Linked DNA regions of Mus musculus: region 1 is linked to region 2. A link is a contact called in ENCODE POLR2A ChIA-PET data. All regions are on one chromosome and are shown on one strand. Each heading gives the region's core, a stretch centred on a gene start or an enhancer-like site at or near the end of the contact. The rest is flanking DNA. Distances are from core to core; before and after follow the strand shown. Region 1 holds the start of Pigs (phosphatidylinositol glycan anchor biosynthesis, class S). Region 2 holds the start of Sdf2 (stromal cell derived factor 2).

Region 1 (6,829 bases), core at 4,150-6,649, 83 kb before region 2:
TGGCCTTGGGAGAGAATGAGTTGACAGAAAAGGCAAGTCACTGGTGGCTCTGCTCACCCTACCTGGGGAAGAAGGGAGGAGTGCTCCGAGATCACATACACAGTCAAGGAGCCCTCAGCTTGCTTCTCCGGCTCAGCTAACATGGCTTCTGCCTCTGGGGACAAGAGCAGTGGTACACCAGAGGAAATGTTATTCCAGCTTCCCAGGTCGCCACGGTGCACGAGCCAACCCTCCCTCACACTCAGCAGAAGCCCATGGCATCTCCCTTTCAGCTTTCTCAGAGAAGCTTCAGTGGTTAAGACAACAGCATGGGAGTCACACTTAGATGTCCCAGTTAGGGTTACACCAACTGCCGTGAGGAGACACCACGACCAAAGCACTCTGGGGAGAAAAGGGCTTATTTCAGCTTACGCTTCCAGGGCCATCTCTGAGGGAAGTCAGGGCAGACACTCAAGCAGGGCAGGAACCTAGAGGCAGGAGCTGATGCAGAGGCCATGAAGGGGTGCTGCTCACTGGCTTGCTCCTCATGGCTTGCTCAGCTTGCTTTCTTATAGACCCCAGGACCACCAGCCTAGGGATGGCACCGCCCACAATGGGCTGGGCCCTCCCCCATCAATCACTAATAAGAAAAATTCTTACAGCTGGACCTTATGGAGACATTTTCTCAATTGAATTTCTCTCCTTTCAGATAACTCTAGCTTGTGCCAAGCTGACATAAAACTAATCAGTCAGCACAAAAGAGACGGAAGGAAAAGAGGGCATCTCGTCAAAACCGTCCTACCGTGCACACTGCCCAGGGACAGCGCCTCCTCCTCGTGCTCCAAAGCTCTCCGGTAGGCCTTCTGGAAACGGCACTTGATTTTCATCTTGTCTGGAAAGGAGAACACATGAAGGGCATGAGACCGGATGGGCCCGCCCAGCTGAGCTCCTCCAGCACCAAGGACAGCAGGATGGCTCTTCAGAGAAAGGGCACGCACCAGGAAGCCACAGCAGCCACCCCCAATCATTTCTGCTAAGAGGACAGTAGACACATGACATTGACCCTTTGCCCCAGCTCCTGCCTCTGGGTTCAGTGGTCCTCTAGCCAGAAAGCCCCAAACCGGGCGACTTCATCTCAATGCCCATCATATTGCTTGGGAAGAGGAGAAAAACCATATGGGCATTCAACTGACTGCCGCCGCCACCCACCAGCTAGTCAACGGACACGGAGAGCAGCAGAGCCAAGTTCAAGTCGGGACGTTAATGATAAAACAAGGTGGCCTGCTGTCTCCTCGAGCCTCAACGCTGTCCTCTGTGAGGGTCCTGACCAGCGTAGTAAGAAAGGAAAACGAAACCTAAAAAAATTCAGAAGTGGGCTGCAGAGATGATTGCATGGATTAAGAGTGTGCTGCACAGGGCTGGAGCAACGGCTCCACGGTTATGAGCACTGGCTGCTCTTCCAGAGATCCTGAGTTCAATTCCCAGCACCCACATGGTGACTCACAACCATCTATAATGGGATCCAATGCCCTCTTCTGATGTGTCTAAAGATAGCTATGGTGTACTCATATAGATGGGATAAATTAATAAATCTTTTTTTTTTTAAAGTAAGGTGGAGGGCTGGAGAGATGGCTCAGTGGTTAAGAACACTGACTCCTTTCCAAAGGACATGGTGGCTCACAACCATCTGCAATGGGGTCTGATGCCCTATTTTGGTGTGTCTGAAGTCACTGACAGTGTACTCACATACATTAAATAAATAAATAAATCTTTTTTAAAAAGTAAGGAGGAAAGAAATAAAGGAAAATATGCAACATTGGCCTTGGGTTTCCATATTTGTATGTACACAAGCATGCGCCCATGCTCTCGCTCTCTTTCTCTCTCTCACACAGAAACACACATACACACACACACACAAGCTAAAATAAATATCTATCTTTGAAGTACTATTATTATTTCTCACACACATACAAAACAAGAACCAGGGCTGGAGAGATAGCTCAGCAATTAAGAGCACTGGCTGGGGCTGGAGAGATGGCTCAGTGGTTAAGAGCACCGACTGCTCTTCTGAAGGTCCTGAGTTCAAATCCCAGCAACCACATGGTGTCTCACAACCATCCGTAATGAGATCATGAGATCTGATGTCCTCTTCTGGTGCATCTGAAGACAGCTACAATGTACTTATGTATAATAATAAATAAATCTAAAAAAAACCACTGGCTGTTCTTCCAGAGGCCCCCAGGTTCAGTTCCCAGCAGTCACATAGCACACACTACAGTTCCGGGGTATTTGATTCCCTCTCTGGCCTCCAAACACATGTGATGCACAGTTAGGCATAAAATTTTTAAAAAAAGTCTAAAATAATCCTTTTTAAAAAAAGAGAATCACAGCCGGGCGTGGTGGTGCATGCCTTTAATCCCAGCACTTAGGAGGCAGAGGCAGGTGGATTTCTGAGTTCGAGGCCAGCCTGGTCTACAAAGTGAGTTCCAGGACAGCCAGAGCTATACAGAGAAACCCTGTCTCGAAAACCCCCAAAAAAAAAAAAAAAAAAAAAAAAGAAAGGAAAAAAAAAAAGAGAATCAAGTGAGAAACTGCTAACCCAGGGACAATTCAGCAAGATGCCACACATAAATTGGGCAAAGAACCCAAAGCTGCACCAAGTGATGGCATCTGAGCTTACTCACTGTGAGCCAGAAACTAATGCCAGCCACAGCAGCACATATCTGTAATCCCTACACTCAAGAGGCTGAGGCAGAAGAATGGACACAAGTCTGAAGCCAGCTAGAGATATACAGGAGACACTGTCTCAATAAAAGAACAAGCAAACAAAAAGTGAACTAGAAGAAAGAAATAAAATTATAAGTAACTTTTGTAAAAAGCACTAGCTATGGAAATGTAGAGTGAAGCCTAGAGATTTAAGGAATGCTCAGATAGTTTAGATGGCTTTAATATTGCACTTACTTTTTATTGAGACAGGGTTTCACTATGAGCCCCGGCTAGCCTGGAACTTGCAACGTAGACCAGGTTGGCCTGGAACTCAGAGATCCACCTGCCTCTGCCTCCTGAGATCTGGGATTGAAAGAATGCACCACCATACTCCACCAGACAGGTGGCTAAAGTGATTTAAAGAGTGAGCTAGAAAGGAATCGTTCTAAACACCAGGGGCTGCTGCTTCAAAAAACAAAGGGTGCTTGAAGGAGTGCCGGGGAAGCTGTGTCCTGTTAGCAGCTGCTGCTGAGAAGCAAGCGAGGGAATTATAAAAGGTCCTTGATGACTCTCAAATTGTTATTTTAATTCTAGAACCAAAGATCACATTCTAACATCAAAAAAAAAAAAAAAAAATTGCATACACTAGCAAGCCTTTGTTGCAAGGACGGTGATATAGCTGTCCCTTGTGAGACTAGGCCGGGGCCTAGCAAACACAGAAGTGGATGCTCACAGTCAACTATTGGATGGATCACAGGGCCCCCAATGGAGGAGCTAGAGAAAGTATCCAAGGAGCTAAAGAGATCTGCAACCCTATCGGAGGAACAACATTATGAACTAACCAGTACCCCAGAGCTCTTGACTCTAGCTGCATATGTATCAAAAGATGACCTAGTCGGCCATCACTGGAAAGAGAGGCCCATTGGTCAGGCAAACGTTATATGCCCCAGTACAGGGGAATGCCAGGGCCAAAAAATGGGAATGGGCGGGTAGGGGAGTAGGGGGGGGGTACTTTTGGGATAGCATTGGAAATGTAATTGAAGAAAATACGTAATTTAAAATAAAAAAAAAAAAAGAACACATGAAACCGAAATAAAACCTAAATCATTTAGTAAAAAAAAAAAAAAAATACTGATGAAAAAACAAAACTGAACATGAGATTATGCATCCAATAAAGATCAGAGTCCTTGCCAGGTGTGGTGCAAGTCTGGTCTACACAGCAAGACCCAGGACAGCCAGGGCTACCCAAAGAAACCCTGTCTCAAAAAGCCAGAAACACCCAACCTCAAAAATCACATTGCCCAAGCCCTTCTGCACCTTTTTCTACTCCCCGGCAGGTGAGAATGGAGTTCAGGCTCTCCCGTGACTCCACCACGAGACCAAACCTCCTGCCTTACAGTATTTTGCTAGTTTCTTTCTTTCTGATGTTAACTATAAACATCTTTAAAATATTACCAATTTATTATTCACCCTCAAGTTCTTGGTACCTAACAAAGTGCCTAACAATACAGTGTGTGATGTTAAAATGACAAAGGTCTGAATACACATCCGATGTAACTTCAAACTCCCGTTTTCTTTCAGCTACAACCTGCTTTCCCTATGCACTGATGGGTATCAATTGCTAAGGATAAGGTGGCATAATTTACCGTATGACATAAATCACTGTCATAAGGACAGGCACTGTACTTTAGACTAACACAAACCCCCAAGTGAACATTCCAAAGGAGATCTCTTTTCTTAGGATTTGGGGGAAGCAGGCGGATGGCTCTTGATACCAAGCCTGATGACCTGAGTTGGATCCCCAAGACCAGGACCCATATGGTGGGAGGAGAAATGACTTTCGCAAGTGATCCTCTGACCTCCACAAGATGCTCCACAGCACAGACATCCACACAAACATACATGTGCGCGCGCACACTAAGTAAATGTAATAAAACATTTTAAAGTAAGTTATGAGTCGCCCTCGCCCCTCCTATGCATTCCAACTCTGGGTTTTGGGCCTGGCTCAGATGGAAAAAGCAGCCCTGACACCTCTTCATGGGAACTCACATTTCAGAGGGATCTCTCGCTCATGCACAACGGTGAAAGGTAGCTTCTCTTGGTCGTCCAGGGGCACAGAGTCCCGAGTAAACACAACTGTGACTGGCACCATGAGCCGGAGCTGCGCGAGGGATGAGGGGCATCGGGGTCTTTAGCAATGTCTGCACCTTACAGCTGGGCTGCCCCCCGGTCCCCCAGCCCCGGTTCTCCCCACCCAGTCTCACCAGCAGAGCATTCAGCCCACTGATGTCTGAGTAAGGCAATGGGGCCCGGTAAGTCTCCGTCGTCTTCCACCAGAGCGGCAGTCCCAGAAGGATGGCCACCGCGGCGAAGAAAAGCGCGGAACGCTTGCCCCGGACCACCTCTGAGGGCACAGAGGGCCGACTAAGACGCGGGAACTAGGGTGCGATGCCCGCCACACCGGGATCGTGGAGGAGTGCGGGCGGCCGGGAACCCCGAGCAAGCCGCTCCCGCGTGGCGGACCCCCAACCCCAGGCTGGAGGGAGCTGTCAGGCTTCTCGCGCCCCACCCACACATTCTGCCCGCGAGACCTCCCCACTGCGCCCTCCACCTGAAATCCACCGCACCTAGGTCCGTGGCCGCAGCTCCTGCGGCCGCCATGGTCCCTTCCGGCTGCCCAGGTCGCCGATGGGGCGGGGCCTCATGAGCTTTCTCCAATCGGAAACTCCAGAATGAGGGGGCGGGACCACGGTGCGCGACCGCTGCCAATCACGAGCAACACTGCTGACGCACGCCAGTGCGCAGGCGGAGCCCGTGAGAGGGTACGCGCTCGGCTACACTTTCAATCTGACCCTGGCTTTTCATTGAGTGCACCTGGTACTGTTTAGCTCTACAACGCCAGTTTAGAGAAGGCGATAATCTCCATGTAGCCCAGGCTGGCCTCGGACTCTGGGCCCTCTCCAATGCAGGGGATTACATGCACCACCACGTTCAGCGGAAGGGGAATATTTACTTAAATGAAGTCGAGCTTATCAAGAACCTGACTCCCGAAAAGTTTTCTAATGTCATTTCTTTTTTTTTTTTTTCTTCTTTTAAAGATTTATTTATTTATTATATGTGAGTACACTGTAGCTGTCTTCAGACGTACCAGAAGAGGGCATCAGATCTCTGTTACAGGTGGTTGTGAGCCACCATGTGGTTGCTGGGATTTGAACTTCGGACCTTTGGAAGAGCAGTCGGGTGCTCTTACCCCCTGCGCCATCTCACCAGCCCCTAATGTCATTTCTAACATAGGTCTTTTCTTCAGAGCACCAGCTCTTCAAAGCTTAAAGATAAAACTGACAAAACGGTAACTTTTTAGCATGGTTGGCTACTATGTGATTAATTTTATTTTAGTTAATGTTGAGACAGATCTCCCTATACGATCCAGAGGGTTAAAGTGATCCTGTCCCTAATGTCTGATACCTCAGCCTCCCAACTAGCCGAGACTATAGACTAGGATTTAAAAATCGATTCCAATTCGAGCGATTGAGGATGCTTCATTGAAAAATTCCTGAGCACAGCCTCTATATAGTAATGCCTGCTGTTCGAATCCTAAATAGCCTCTCAGCCTCTCTTTGAAGCCTGTTTCCTCCTATGAAAAGTACAATGGTACCTACTTTACAGAGCTGTGTTAATGCATATAATAATGGTTAGAAGAACAGTGCCTGGCAGAAGCATATGGAAATTGCTGAGTTAGCTGCTTTGATTATAAGGTCAGGCCACACAGAGCAGAACATCAATGACTTTTCCAGTGCACATCTGTCTAGTGTCACCCTACCTCACACTCTAGCCCAGGGGTAATCATTCACCACAAAGCCCTATCAGTTCTAACAAGTCCAGAACCCTCCGATGAATCCCTTCTCTACATGGAAGTGGGTCATAGCCCTTGGCAAGCTTCTAGACACTCAGCTCTGTAGCCCCGAGGCTTGGAAGGTTTCCTTATTGGAAAAGACCTAAGTGCACATTCTTCAGAGATGGAGGAGAACTGGCCCACTCTGATCCCTGCTTGTCCCCTTTGAGCCTTGCACAAAATGGAGTTTCTCATCCTGCTGGATCCTTTAATGTGTCAGTCCCTGGAAGACCTGTACCCTCCTCTCCACCC
Region 2 (7,020 bases), core at 984-3,483:
ATCAGCTCTTTATTAACCAATCAGAGGTGACGGATAACAATTTTTGCATAACACTGAAACTGGAAGTGCTTAACCTGGCCAACTTCTGGACTGCAGTTAAAGAGAAGCATAGAAATTAGCATCTGAATAGATGATGCACAAACCCATCCCCCAAGAGGGCTAATCCAAGTTCTTCGTTTAAATGATTTTGATTTTTTGATTTTTATTTTTTTATCGAGACAGGGTTTCTCTGTGTAGTCCTAGCTGTCTTGGAACTCACTCTGTAGACCAGGCTGACCTGAAATTCAAAGAGATCCACCTGCCTCTGCTTCCTAAGTGTTGGGATTAAAGGAATGGCCCACCACCACCCGACTGCTAATTTGGATTTTTGTTTGTTGAGGCAGTGTCTCACTGTGTAGCACTGGCTGGTCTGAAATTCTCTAGGTAGAGTGGCTGTCTTCAGAGATCCTGCCTCTCTCTGCCTCCAGAATATTAAGACTAAATGCCTCCTGCTCTACCACCACCGCCCAGCCTAACTCCATTTTTATTTAGTAGAGCCAGAGCAGGAAACATTAAATTAAAACGTAGTAAAACTGCCGGGCAGTGGTGGCGCATGCCTTTAATCCCAGCACTTGGGAGGCAGCAGCAGGCGGATTTCTGAGTTCGAGGCCAGCCTGGTCTACAAAGTGAGTTCCAGGACAGCCAGGGCTACACAGAGAAACCCTGTCTCGAGAAAAAGAAAAAAAAAAAAAAAAAGAATGTAGTAAGCCTGAGTAGGTGTTTACTGAATGAGGTGGTTAGGAATGTAAAGACTACATACTCCCTGGACTAAACTGGTAAGACAGGTTCTGAGAGTTGTGAACAGACTAACCATCTTAGAAGGTCACTTCCTTTCTAGCAAATAGCATCATCAATCATTCAAATTATATCACAAGTACACCTCCTGTCGAACTTCATGACTTTATTTCCTCCAGTGTGGGGGCAGAAGCTTTCCGTATGCTCGGCAAATACTCTAACACTGAAGTAATTACCAGCCTTTGAACTTCTGTTGTTTTGAGACAGCCCCCACTATATAGGCTAGGCTGATCTTGAAGTTACAATCCTGCTTCAACCTTTTGAGTGCTACAATTACAGACCTAGGCCACCACGCCTGCCCATTAGTCTTGTTTTATTGTTTGATTCACTACTGTATTTCCTGTATCTAGAACAATACGAGACACACTAAAAGTGCTCTTTAAATCTAGGCCAAATGAATGAGCCCACGAATAAGTGAGTATTTTAATTGCACATGATAAAAAACAGACTTTCCTCTGCAATGTCTGTCAATGCTTAAATTCTTTACAAGAAAGTTATTGCTAAGTTAGAGTGTCAAAAAATATGAGCTAAAAATAGGTGACATTTAAAATCTGAGATTCAGCTTATGTTGTCTTGCTCTAAATGCTCCTCTCTCCAGCACAAAATAGTGGCAGCCCATGGAATCTGAAAGATTTTGAACCTGCACAGATTTGGATTAAACCCTGTCTCCATCATTCACTAGCTGGCTTTGAGCAATATCTCTAGGTCTATTTACTCACCTAAGAAAATAACTTTAGTATCTGTCCTCAATACAATGTTAAAAACCGGAAAGTATATATGTAACACGTTTGGCCCACAGCTCATCAAACAGAAACTAACATTAGGACTAAGTTTCCTTGGCAACTCGTCGTCCTCTTCAAGAAATAGGGCACGGCTAACTTTCCCAGACCACGCCCTCAGACTCCGAGGCCCCGCCCCTTCTAGGCTCACCCGGCCTAGGCAGCCCACCCAGAGCGGTGAGTCCCCCTCTGTACCTGACCCATAGCGCACGTCGTGAGAATGCAGTCGGACATTGTGGCGTGTATTGAGTAGCTTCACCACGGAGCCGCAAGTAACGACAGCCATGTTGGACGCTCCCACAGCGCTCCACAAACCACCCAACAACAGAAGCGACAAGACAGCCATCCTAGATCCGAGAGAACTAATCATCCAAGAAAATTAGGCCCGTCCCCGGAACCGGAAGCCGAGGGTAGAACTACGCCAAGATGGAAGAGAAGACTCCTTAACCTGAATCTTTATGGTTCCTTTGGCGAGAGCGGCTTAAAGAACACGCTGGCCCGGGAGGCCTTCGGGACCTCACTTTGTACTGGGTGCTCTGTGGCGGCTGCGTTCCTTAGGCGTTCGCGGACTCGGAACCAAAGCCCTAGACGCCGGAGGGGAAAAGACAGCAGGAAATGACCCTCCCACTCCCAGTGACAGAGAGCCGGAGGTGACGTACTACGTTAACGCAGCAGCGGCGACGGTGGTGGTGGTGGTGGCGGCGGCTGCGGAGGGCCCTTGCGGTGGGTCCGGACTATCCTTTTGCAGTCTCTGATCGGCGACTCCATTTTCTTCGGTGGGAGCTTAGCGTAGCGGAGAAGCAGCGGCCTTCAAGCAGGTAACGCTCAGCCTGGAGAGTGTGTTGCGTGTGTGGGTGCGCAGGTGGCGAGCCAGACTCCTGGGGCCTGGTCCCGTAAGGGAAGAAGCTTTGGGGTGCCCCACTGCGGGAAGGAAGGGGGCCCTGGCTTTCCCTGATCTGCCAGGGGGGAAAAGGACAGGAAAGTACCGTGATTGCTCAGAGTCTCCAGCCCTTTCTCCACGCGGTACCACCCGGAACCTGTGACCTGGGGTTACCTCTTGAATCAACAGGCTTTCTGGGATCCCATCTTCTCCGCGGCGTCTGGAATCTGGGCCACGCAAAAAATTGGGACTAGAAGAGAGACCTAAGGGTTTCTTTACTTGGCATCAGGTGATCGGATTAATTAGTCCGGCGTTTGGGTCCTGCTGAGCTTTCGAGAGTTCAGCCATGAGGCGGGTGTACTGTGCTGAATGTTAGCTCTTTACAAAATGTTGAGTAATTATACGGTTTTTTTTCCACATATGGGCAAGTCCCTTAATCCTTTCTAAAGATGCGAGTTTATACTTAAGTACCTGGAGCCTTCCATCTTGTATAATTCATTTCCTCGAACACTTGCCAAAGACCTATCATAAATATTAGAATTGGTTGTTAAATCAGAAATGTGTATTGTTTGACATCAGGTACTCGAGTATCTTAAGTAAAGCAGTTCCTCTGTATTACAGAAAGAATCGATTTCTGTTTTCCTTTAGGAGGCGGGTCTCCTGTAATAATTACATGAAAAGACACGGTAATACAAAGGTCATAGGGTAATTTGTTTTTCATCCCGCCCCACTCCATTCCCGCTGCTCCCCTTCTTCAGAATCCTCCATTACTTATTACTTTCATTAATTTGTGTGTGTGTGTGTGTGTGTGTGTGTATGCCTCAATTAGTTAATTTATGGTGGTTTACAAGTACATGGGTGAAGAAGTATTCAGAGAAGCCTGGGCTACAACCCTAAAGAAAATGTTCCCCTCCCCCAGCAACCATGAATTACTATCGATCCTTAGGGTTGGTGGGATCTCATGATGAGCCCCTCCCCCCTAGCAACCGTTAACTGCCCATAAACCTGTAGGAAGGGAGGAGCCTGGTCCCCCTCCCCAGCATTGAAGTATGCTACAATGTGTGGAAGTCGTTGAATTTAATTAATTTTGGGGAGAAAAAGTTTAGTTCTATTGTTGAACACTCACAGTTTGTGAGTCTTCAGTGTTTTAGTTACAAAACAATTATAGCAACAATGGAGAAGCTGAGCCAGGAGGATCATGGAATTTACGTTTTGGTTGCATTTGTAGACCCTGTCTCAAAAACAGCTCTCCCTTCAACCACGAGTTTAGAGCCCCTCTCCATGCCTAGTGTCCCACCACTACAGGCTTATTTTATTTGGTTGGCTTGTGTGACTATTAGATTAGACTAGATTAGATTGGTAAAGTATTTTTTGTTGTTTTTATTTTTTTCAAGACAGGGTTTCTCTGTATAGCCCTGGCTGTCCTGAAACTGACTCTGTAGACCAGGCTGGCCTCGAACTCAGAAATCCGCCTGCCTCTGCCTCCCAAGTGCTGGGATTAAAGGCATGCACCACCACTGCCTAGCTTAGACTGGCAAAGAATTAACACTCTCCAAATGAACTTAATCTTACTTACCAAGTGATATATCAAGCCAGAAAGTAGAACAGTCCTAAAATCCAATCAAAGCTTATTTACTCCCTCTAGTTCTTTTTTTGGTTTTTGAAGACAGAATCACTCTTTCTAGTTGTCCTTGAATCCACAGAGATCTGCTTCCTGAGTACTGGGGACTAAAGGCTTGTGCCACCACCATCCAGCAATATTCTTGTTCCTAATAAATGTAATCACCATCTGGGTCGGGTGTGATCACTGGCTTCCTCACAATGATTTCCCAATATCAATCACCAAATCCTATGTTTCAGAAAAGACCAAACCAAACCAAACCAAAAAAAAAACCAAAAAAAAAATCAAAACCAAAATTCTGTTCTAATCTCTCTGAAAGGCCACTCCAGCCATCATCTTCCTTGACAGGTAGCCTAGGCTGACGTAGGAGTTGTGGTCACTCCGCCTCAGCCTCCCCAGTGCTAGAAGTATAAACATGTGCTGTTACTACTAAGCATAGCTTCAGCACCCTAATTTTAAGATTTTCATCCTATAGTCAGGTTTCAGTTTATACCAGTTCAACTTTCTTACCTTTCACCAGGACTTTAGTTAATACCAATCTGACTCTCCTTGGAACTGCTCACCAAAATTATTGTGGACACCAGAAGCTACTAGGTGGCCAAATCCAATGGTTACTCTGTTTTCATTTCCGAGTCTCTGGACTAGTACAGTTGCTAATGCTTGGCTCTTGGATTTTACTCTATTGAACTAGCTGCTCCTTTTTAGTCTTAGAAAAATGACTGCATTTTTATGTAGTTCTCCTGTATACGTAGTTGAGTGGCAGGTATTTTTGCTGGCTGAGTCGTCTCACTGGCCTTTGGTGTGTGTGGGCTGCCTTACTTCTCCTTAGGCATACTGCTAGTTCCTCACTCCCCAAAGGTTAAAGTTAAAAATATAATCATACTGATCAAACTAATGCCCATCAGTCCTGGATCCGAGCAGTCCTCTTTCCTTAGCCTCCACGTAGCTGGGGCTGTAGACATCTACCACTGTACCTGATGTTGGTTTGGAGGGGTTTGTTTGTTTTTTTTCTTTTTGCTTTGTGGTTTTTTTTTTGTTTTGTTTTGAGTCAGGGTCCTTTTGTGCAGTAAAAATGCCCTCAAACTTTTGGTCCTCCTCCTTCAAGCCTCCTGGATGTTTCTTCTTTTTTCTTTTCTTTTCTTTTCTTTTTTTTAAGACTTATTGTATTTTATATGAGTAGTACACTGTAGCTGTTTTCAGACACCCCAGAAAAAATGGCATCAGATCCCATTACAGAGGGTTGTGAGCCACCATGTGCTTGCTGGGATTTGAACTCAGCAGACTCCTGGAAGAGCAGTCAGTGCTCTTAACCATTGAGCTATCTCTCAGCACTGCTTCAGTCTTCTTTATTAGACCCTTTTCTTCTCTCCCTAACGTCTACATATTGGATTCTCTTGGGATTTAATCTCGATCCTCTATATACTTAGATCCCTCTGTGTTCTCTATTGTAGGCCAGGATCATCTTTTTCCTGGACTATGAGGTAGTTTCCCCAGTTTTCTGTTTCCACTCAAGATTCCCATATAGTCTTTGAAGATCCTTATGCTTTCTTCACATCCCCCTTCCTCTCCATGGTCAGGCTGACCTTCTCTGTTGCTAGGTCATGCTAAGAGAAGGCTCTTCTCCTGCACCTCATCCAACTATCTCCCCCAAGGAGTCAGTTCCTACCCTTTGCTCCTGATCACTCCTCACTCTGTAGAGGAGGCTGGCCTTGACTCAGAGATCTGCCTCTCTGCCTTCTGAGTGCAGGGATTAAAGGTGTTCACCCTCACGCCTGGCTAGGTCTTTATTTGAATGCACTTTTTCAAGACCAGATTGAGTTTCTCTATTAGAAGGTCTCGTGGTTCTCTAATTAGTTTGCAGCAGGGTCTCAGTGTGTAGCCTATGCTTGCCTCTAACTTGAAGTTCTCCTTCCACCTGCCAAGTGCTGGAGACTTAGGTGTCTCCACCTAAAAGAGAGAGTGAAGTATTTTGTAGGTGTGAGCATGCCTGTATGTGGAAGCCTAAGGATAGCTTTGTGGAGTTAGTTCTTCCACCTTTCTGTGAGTTTGGTGGTCTGATTAAGGTCATCAGGTTTGCATGGCAGACACTTGGCCTATGGAACCATCTAATCAGCCCCCAGCCTAGATTTTAGATTTTTTGTTTTTGTTTTTGTTTTTTTTTTTTTTTTGGTTTTTCGAGACAGGGTTTCTCTGTGTAGCCCTGGCTGTCCTGGAACTCACTCTGTAGACCAGGGTGGCCTCTCGCCTGCCTCTGCCTCCCCAGTGCTGGGATTAAAGGCGTGCGCTACCACGCCCGGCGATTTTAGATTTTTTAAAATGGGCCGGGCAACAGTGATGCGTGCCTTTAATCCCAGTACTTGAGAGGCAGAGGCAGGCATATTTCTGGGTTTGAGGCCAGCCTGGTCTACAGAGTGAGTTCCAGGATAGCCAGGGCTACACAGAGAAACCCTGTCTTGAAAAAAAATAATTTAAAAATGTAGATAGGTTTCTGAGACTTTTTTGGTTTTGACTTTAAGGTTTTTGCATTCTAAATGAATATTTACTCATTGGTACCTTTGAAATAAGCCTGAACCTTAGTTCACAATAACAGAATGCAGAATATTTTATATTTTAAACTCCACGGCAGACCAGAAGGGCTATCCCCCACATAACTAGGCCTTTTAAATCTAATTTTTTGCTCATGTTGCCTTTATCCAGGACCCCCCTTTTTTTCATAGAAAAATTTATTAGGGAGGATTAAGCACCGCAAAGGTGGGAGGGCATCAGGCATCCTCTTGTGAAGAAGTCCAAGGCATCTCTCAGCGCGTTCTCGTCATCGCTACTTACTGGATGGCAGACAAGGGTCCTGTCTACCACTGAGATCTACTGTGCCCTCGGACGTCTTTTACCATAATGTAATTTGTAAA

What was found. ChIA-PET counts read pairs that join two places held with the same protein, here RNA polymerase II (POLR2A).
Region 1: POLR2A ChIA-PET joins it to region 2 with 16 read pairs in embryonic stem cell. The contact joins the promoter of Pigs here to the promoter of Sdf2 in region 2. POLR2A ChIA-PET finds 5 or more read pairs at or near these places in 4 of 5 experiments (Patski and embryonic stem cell).

The regions. Positions count from the first base shown.
Region 1 is chr11:78,326,992-78,333,820 of GRCm38, reverse strand. It overlaps Pigs (phosphatidylinositol glycan anchor biosynthesis, class S), which reads right to left and starts at 5,399. Exons shown (of 12, transcript NM_201406.1): 1 at 5,313-5,399; 2 at 4,950-5,089; 3 at 4,735-4,846; 4 at 782-871; 5 at 63-154. The coding sequence starts at 5,346. Aldoc (aldolase C, fructose-bisphosphate) reads right to left here. Exons shown (of 9, transcript NM_001303423.1): 9 at 6,040-6,829.
Region 2 is chr11:78,240,959-78,247,978 of GRCm38, reverse strand. It overlaps Sdf2 (stromal cell derived factor 2), which reads right to left and starts at 2,233. Exons shown (of 3, transcript NM_009143.3): 1 at 1,809-2,233. The coding sequence starts at 1,983. It overlaps Supt6 (SPT6, histone chaperone and transcription elongation factor), which reads left to right and starts at 2,276. Exons shown (of 37, transcript NM_009297.2): 1 at 2,276-2,431.